Regions from separate parts of the Mus musculus genome. Here region 2 is linked to region 1. Evidence: chromatin contacts called from ENCODE POLR2A ChIA-PET data. All regions are on one chromosome and are shown on one strand. Each heading gives the region's core, a stretch centred on a gene start or an enhancer-like site at or near the end of the contact. The rest is flanking DNA. Distances are from core to core; before and after follow the strand shown.

The links. ChIA-PET counts read pairs that join two places held with the same protein, here RNA polymerase II (POLR2A).
Region 2: POLR2A ChIA-PET joins it to region 1 with 23 read pairs in embryonic stem cell. The contact joins the promoter of Mxd4 here to the promoter of Rnf4 in region 1. POLR2A ChIA-PET finds 5 or more read pairs at or near these places in 4 of 5 experiments (Patski and embryonic stem cell).

Annotation. Positions count from the first base shown.
Region 1 is chr5:34,334,094-34,338,043 of GRCm38, forward strand. Rnf4 (ring finger protein 4) reads left to right here and starts at 2,157. Exons shown (of 8, transcript NM_011278.5): 1 at 2,157-2,448. It also overlaps A830049F12Rik.
Region 2 is chr5:34,185,465-34,189,414 of GRCm38, forward strand. Mxd4 (Max dimerization protein 4) reads right to left here and starts at 2,246. Exons shown (of 6, transcript NM_010753.2): 1 at 2,046-2,246; 2 at 1,865-1,964. The coding sequence starts at 2,109.

The sequences.
Region 1 (3,950 bases), core at 907-3,406:
TAACTTTTCTTCCCCACTTAATAAAGGGTCTTTCTTTGAAAACAAGTGTTTGGGTGTGGTTTGTGCTGCCTGAACAAGGTAAAAAGAGAACCCCTGCTCTTCTGGGTATTCCTTCAAGGTGTGCCAGGGACTGGCAAGCCAGCTGTTGCAGGATTTGAGAAAGCAGCCTCTGCTGGCCTCTTGAATGTCCCTTTATGGGAGAGATACGGTGTTCAGAGGCAAGAGAGTTGACTGTTAAACCCTGTTAGATACAATGAGAGTTGGAAAGATTTGAACTGACTGCTCACAACTGTAATTCCAGCTCCAGGGATTCCAACATCCTCAAACAGAGGGATGAAAGACCTTTAAAGGGAAGAAGAAGGGTAAGGATATACATCATATGAATGAGGTTGCAAGCAGTTCAGAGCAGATCTAAAACAGGAACTTAGTAATTACAAATAGAAACAAATAGAAACCTTAATTTGCAAGGATGTAACACAGAACAAACAGGAACTTATTAAATACAAACAGAAACCTTAACTTGCATAGGACAAACAGAAACTTACTAATTACAAATAGAAACTTTAACTTGCAAGGACTTAACTTAGGACAAATAAACTTTTTTGGTGGTTTGTTTGTTTTTTGAGACAGGGTTTCTCTGTTATAGCCCTGGCTGTCCTGGAACTCACTTTGTAGACCAGGCTGGCCTGGAACTCAGAAATCTGTCTGCCTCTGCCTCCTGAGTGCTGGGATTAAAGGCGCCACCACTGCTCGCTTTTTTTGGTGTTTTTTGAGTCAGTGTTTCTGTATAGCCTTGACTGTCCTGGAACTAGCCTATCAGGCTAGCCTCAGACTTAGAGATCTGCCTGCCTCTGCCTCCTGAGTTTAATCTCTGCTGGGATTAAAGGTGTGGGCCACTACTTCCTGGCAAGAAATATTTAACTGTTTAACTGCAAACAGAACCTTTAACCTATAAGGGTATATATTCCTGTTTTGGTCTCACCTGATTTAAGTATTCAAAAAATTATAAGAAATACCTACATTTTTCTTACAAATGTAAGTTCTCTTTATTCCTATTTATAACATTTGGAAAGCATGCCCAAAACATCAAAACACATTTTACACTGGAGTCAGGTATGTATTTATCATACACACTTTATCCTAAGTTCTCTTATAATTCCATAAAACGTCAGAGATTGTAATATGGAAAATATTAACGGTCGGGTTTTGATCTGCTTCGCCATGTTAATCAATCTTCCAGGATCTATATCCCCACAGAAGCAATTCAACCACATTTAGGATAACCTTCAAATCATCTGCTCAAGTAGTCTGAGGGTCCTCATCTATTTCTTTCTAGTTGCTATTTATCTATGGATAGATCATTTTCCAGTTGCTAAACCCATCCCTCCACCTAGCCCAGGAGCAGCAGGACTTGTATTACCTGTTAGCACTCACATTCTTATTAACCGGCAGAAGTAGGTAAAATGGATAACCTGTAATAGGTGTGAATGGACTGAGACTTGCCTAAAGTTATTATACTGGTTTTCAGATTCAGGTAAGAGAGATTCTGTAACATGAGATGTCCTAAGACCCAATTCCAGGCCCTGGTCTTGCCCGAGGCCGTTCTTTGCATTCCATGGGACTTGTGTTCTGAGTCCTGCCTTTCTCGCCTCTGCCCCGACACACTTGGGCAGCTAACCCGCAGACTCCTGGGCATGCCCAGCTCTACCTTCCCCCGCCTTTAGCACACACAATGTCTAACTGGACGTTCTCTTTCGTCTAGTCCTCAAGCTTCCTCCAGGTAGGCCTCCCAAACGTATAGGTGAGCCCCCTGTCCAGATGATGGGATTCCTGCGAGGGAGAGTCCGGGGACCGACATGCCTAAGAGCCTGGCACTTATGGTGCGAATCCCGGCCTGGTTGCCTGTGGATCAGCAGAAAATTGGGGCCTTGGGCGAGTCTCTGGTACGCCTCATTAACGACCGAGGAGACGGAGAAGGGTACGGATTATGGTTTAGGGCTAGATGCAGCCGTAAGGGCCACCGTATACCAGGTCAGAAGCCAAACGAAAAGTCAAACACCCAGCGGGCAAGCTCGCGACGCGCCTCAGCAACGACACCGCCAAGTTCTCGTGGGAGGAGCGCGACTGGCGGCACTCTCGCGGGAAGTGGAAGCTCCCGCAAGCAGGCGGGGGGCGTGACCGGAAGAAGGTGTATTTCAAAGTGGTAATAGATGGTTTTCTCACCCAATAAAATTGCAATTTATCCTCCTAAACCGGTAGAGCACGGGAGAAAAGGCGGGAGAGGCCAATAAGGGCTGAGAAGGGCGGGCCGGTGCCGGACGAGCGGAAGTGGGTCTTCGTGAGGCGGTGGAGGCTTGCTTGAACGGGTCTCCTCAGCGGCGGCTGGAGTCGGTACGTCCTTGCCCGAGCTCATCAGCCGAGGCGTCTGGCAGCAAACCCCAGCTCCAAGTAAGGCTGGGCTCCGCAGCATGGAAGCGGCGGGGCAGGGCGGTGCGGGCGTGGAGCGCGGGCGGCCTCTCGGCCCGCACTGGGGTTGGTGGCCGCCCGCCTCTCGCAGAACCGCGCTTCTCCGGCTTGGGCCCTCTGCCGCCTCTTTCCCGGAGAGCACGCGGTTGTCGGAACATGGAGCGGCGCCGTCGTCGGAAGTAGGGAAATGTCTTGTGTGGGGGTATCCGCTCGCCAACCCGCGGCCTGGCCGGAGAACCTCTTTCGCCAAGTAGGAAGGGAAACTGAGGCTCGGCGAGGGTTGGGGGTCGCCCAAGGTCACTCTCGGGGCCGGGCGGGCGGATTGCAGAGAACCTGAGCGAGGTTTTTGTTCCTTGCTGATGACGCAGCCTTTGTGTGGTCGCGTCGCCGCCCCGCCTTCCGGAGGCCTGCGAGTTTGCTGGGGCACCCGGGCCGCGTGGCGGGCCGTATCTAAGTTGCGAGAGTGCCGAGGACGCTTGCGGGCTTTGGAGCTGAATGGGGTTTGGGCTTCCAGGAGCCACTTTTGGTTCTATCTATGGTTAGTCAAGCGGGCGATTGCGACCTCCATCCTTAGCCCGGTGCCTGCTCGGGCCCTTCCCTCAGGGCCACATCTGTACACAGGGATAGGAAACTTAACCTTTAACATTGTTCGCAGTGGACGCCATTGTCCACATTTTGATTAGGGCGGGGGAGGAGTCCAGATATGGGCGTTCCTGCTTTTTGTTTTTTTAAACTTTACCCCTGGGCGTTTTAAGCTTCAGTTTTTCGGTCTGCCGTTTAGTTTAGGTTGCCCAAGTAATTGGGGGAGCCCGAGGTTCACAAAGGCTGAGGTAGTCTGAGGTCTTTCAGCCTGCAGATTGACTCTTGTTCCTGACAATGGTGAGAGGGAACCTCTCTCCAGCCCAGACCCCACACACACCTGGTGCTTTTTCTTTTTAATGGTTGGAGAAAACACTTGCGTCCCGGTTTGCCTGTGAGTTCGATGTGAAATGAGTGGAAAGTTGTCTTGCTTACTAAGTACTTTGAAGAGTGCTTGTGATTCCAGCCTTTCAGAGGTAGAGGCAGAAGAATCAGGAATCTGAGGATATGTTCGGTCCTAGGTGGAATCGAGGCTAGCCTGGGCTACTTGAGACTCCATTTCAATAACAGTTTTGGTTTTGTTTCCTAGCTTATTTGGTTGTTCCGCCCCCCCCCCCCCAGGAAAGTTGGTTTCTTGGTGACTGTAATATTTATTTCATTTCTGAACAAAGGGTATTTATTGTTTTGTTGGGACTGGAAATTGGACTCAGAGCCTCACAAATGTTAGGCAGCTCCTTTACTACTGAGTTACATCTCTGGTCCTCTTTTTATTATTACCAATACTGATGTGTTGTATGATGTGGGCACCCGGGTGCCATGATGTATATTTGGTGGTGAGAAGACAACTTTGTGAAGTCAACTCTTCCTGTTTTTTATGAGATTACTTCGGTTTCAATTAATTTATT
Region 2 (3,950 bases), core at 996-3,495, 150 kb before region 1:
GCAGCCTGACTGGGTCTACAGGTCTGCTAGTTTATGTAGCAGGCTAGGGTCAGCAGGAACCTTAAGTATTGAGGAGTCCCCTCACCTCCTGCACCAGAGGATACTACTTGTCTTGCCAGCTCCCAATCCCTGGACTACAGGGCCACTCTAGCAGCATGTGTGTTGGCCTTTCTTGGAACTCTTTCGGAGTCCAGAGATCCCGTGGGGGGAGGGGGGGTATTGTGCCTGAGGAGAGGCCATCGTTGTGTCAGATGCTGCCTGGGCACCACCTTGATCTGACCCTTCTGCTTATATTCTCAAAGTACTTGACCCTAAAGGCACCCTCCCATGGAGTCACTGCCATTAGAGACCTAGCCATCACTCACCCTAGCCTGCTATACCAGGGCCTGTCCTTCATTTTGCCAGGACACAGAAGGTTCAGAACTGCCCTGCCACATCTGAAATCCCAGCTTCTCAACTGAGCTGGCTGAGAATAGCCTCTGAGCAGTGACTGGGGAGGGGAGGGCTGTGTCTGCCACCCTAAGGCTTCAGGTCTTGAAGGAGTACACTCTGTCCAAGGAAGCTTCAGGGGAGGTGCACCCAAGTCCAGTCAGAGAGGCCCTTTGCATCCCCTGCCCCTTGCACCCAGTTCTCCCCATCCCAGAAGAAGATGGAAGGCTAGGACCTCATCCAGGAACAGGGTGGTTAAGCAGCCCTACCCAAGTAACTGAATCTGTCTATGCCTTGGCTTCCTCGGTTGTAAAATGGAGGTCAAAATAAGGCTTCATTTACAAGGCTGGGTCAGATTCTTACTTGTGTATATGGCAGAAGCATTCAAGGGCCTCAGCTCAGGAATGCTACCATTCCTATCAGCTGTGGGTACTCCATGCCACAGGAAGCTGAGCTCCCAAACCTGGGGTTTAGGGCAGACAGAAGCCGGGTCCAGGCCATCTCACTGTGGAAGCTTGGGGCAGTGAGGCCTCCAACACACTTAAGTCCTTCTGCAAACTGTTCAAAGCAAGAGACCAGGGGCTGGGACTCAGGCCGTTGGTAATTCAACCTGTTCTTTGCCAGGCCTAGGACACCACAGAAATGGGTCCTTGTGCCAGCCTCTCTGTTTCCCAAGAACAGACAGGCCACAGGAATGAGCCGCACCCTCTGCCAAGGGGCCCTGAAGCCCCCAGCCTGCTAAGGAAGCTCTCAGACTGACCACACAGGAGTAGCTGGGCCAAAGTTAGCCCCTAGACAGTGTCAGGTGTGCCCTGGATCCCACTGCAGCCAGGAAGGTGGAACCTTTAGCAGTCCTAGCCATACCTAAACCTCAGCTTCAGGGCTTCCTCCAAACACAAGGCCAAGGCAAACAGTGTAGTTGAGCCCTGGAACTTTTGAGAGAAATAGCTCCCTGCAGCTCTTCGCGACAAAGCCAGCCCTATGCTTGTGGTTGGAGTTTCCTTGTCAATAAGCTGCGCAGGACGCTTAAGTAGCCAGAGAGAGGTCTCTGTCCAGGCTCCTGGGGATAAGGTGCTGGGTCTAAGAGCAAAGCCAGCTCCGAGAAGTGCAAGGGAGGGAGGAGTCCCCAATTAGGCCCAAACTAGGGAGTAGCGGTCGGCACCAACTGACAACTCCTCTCCGGTCTGGAAAAGTCCAGAACGGCCCTCGGCGAGCGCGGCCGCTGTACGCGTGGCACTGTTTACGGCGGCGGGGAGGCGCGGCCGCGGGAAGATGGCGACGCGCGGGCGGGGCCGGCACCTCCTCCAGGCCGGCCGCCCGGGTGCGCGCAGGACTGTACTGGGGACGCAGAGAGGACGGGGACACTCGGGTGGGGCCGACCCGAGCTGGCTTGGCACAGCGCGCGGGGGTGGGAGGTGGGGGTTGGGGGCGGTACCTGTTGTTCGGGGCCTTGCGCACCAGGCCGGCCGTCTTTGTTTTCTTCCTTGCGAAGTCGCCGTCGAAGGGCAGCACGGAGGCGTAGCCGTGCTCGGCCTCTGCGGGACAGACGGTGCGGTCAGCGGCCCCCTGCGCCCGCCCGCCGCCCGCCCACCCTGGCACAAAGGGGCGCGGGCTACCTCGGTCCCTACGCTCCAGGTACTCGGCCGCCTCCAACAGCAGCAGCAGAGAGTTCAGCTCCATCCTGCCGCCCGCGCACGGGACGGCGGCGGCGGCGGCTGCCCGGCGCGCTCCTGCCGGCTCTGCTCGCCGCACGCCCCGCGCCTGGCGGCACACCAGCCCGACTCGCGGACTCCAGCGCTGGGCCGCCACCCTCTGCCTCAGGCCCTCAAATTGACACATAAGTCGAGCAGCAGTCGACGCAGCCAATAGGTGTGGGCGCTCCGGCTTAGGGGGCGGGTTCTTGTCTAGCCTTGCCCAATAGGGACTGGCCGAACGCCTCGGGCAGAGCTGAGAATGTTGACAGATGCGAAGCTTGGCTAGGATAGGCTGGCTCCAGTAGTAACAATTTAGAAGCCCAAGCTTAGCAACAGCACGTGGTGGCCCAGCCCCAGTGCTCGCTGACTGGCGGCCATCGTGCATGTTAAGTAGGCATTGCACGCCGATTGGGCCAGAACGGTCTATGTAAATTGAGTCCGCGGACCAATGGCCAGTGACAGGGCGTGGGGCCAATGAGGACGCCCGGGCAGGACCGGTTGCCGAGAGGAAGCACTGTGTGGTGGGACTGCTGCCCGGCCTACGCGGGGGCCAGGAGGACGTGGACCGTGTCTCGGGAGACACCAGGCAGGATGCGCTGCGGACACGCGCCCTGGCGCTTTGTCGTGCCCATGCATGTCGTGCGCAACGACCTGTTGCCCGGAGTCAGTTGGTACCATAGTCTCGGTGGAGGACCAGGCTTGGGGCCTGATAGGGGCGGGCGCTGGGATCTCGCTAAAGAACAGCAAAGGACACCTGTCTCTGGCAGGAATATTGGCTTCAGGGAAGGCTAAAACTTGGAGACAGGGACGCAGACCATTGGAATCTAAAAGCCTCTCAGATGTCAGACCCAAAGTAGGCAGGATCAGCCATCAGGAGTAAAAAGGAAGGCCACCAGGGTTAAGGGAGAGGCACCAAGAGCTACTGACACTACTGAGCAAGAGGGATCCGTGAGTGTCTGTTTGCGGTGCTTGGTCTGAGGGTAGAGCCGTGCCAAGAGCCAGGCTATGGTGACAAGAGGGTGAACTCTTCAGCAAACTCCTGGCCCTAATGACCCGAGGCCCTCATGCTGGCCTATAGATGCATGGGGGACAGACAGCTCAAGATGCCCTAACACCATCCTCTGTATCCATCCTCTCCCACCCCTTGATCCTCTCTCTGTTATTAGGTTGAGGACAAAATAGCAGGCTGGAGAGTTCTGTGGGAAATAAGGTGGCTAGATAGCAGCTCTTAAAATGGAAGGAAGGTACTGTAGCAAACAACAAAGATTATTAGCATTGAATTTACTTTAGGACCAAGGTGGATGCATTGTGCACACTTCCTTGTGGCTCTCCATATGCCCAATATGCAGATAAGGAAACTTGCAGTGTCCCCTTGAAATAGAAAGATGGAGATTACTGCTCCCACACCCAGAGCTGTTAACAATCTGGGAATGTGGAAACCAGAACCACCTCCCTCCCAGCCTGGGTGTGAGCCACAGATGTCTGACCTGTGGGGCAGGATTAAGAATAACAGGTGCTCTGATGGCGCCCTGAAAAAAACAAAAGAGGAACCTCATGCGGTCATAAACAGTCCTGTATAGACACTGAAAGAACTCCTTAGTATTGGTTGAAGTGCCTCTCTGACCAAGCCCACAATCACTCCAGGGCCAGGGCTGTCCAGAGCTGTAAAGGAGAAGGGTGTCCATCTTTCTGGAGCATTGAGGCCCATGCTCAATGCTGAGCTTTGGGCCCCTGAGCTTAGCATGCGGGCCCAGCATTTTGAAGGGTGCACCTTTGCTTTGGCAGGCTGGTGAGTTGCCTCTAAGTGCTAAGGCAAGCCTGACCTCC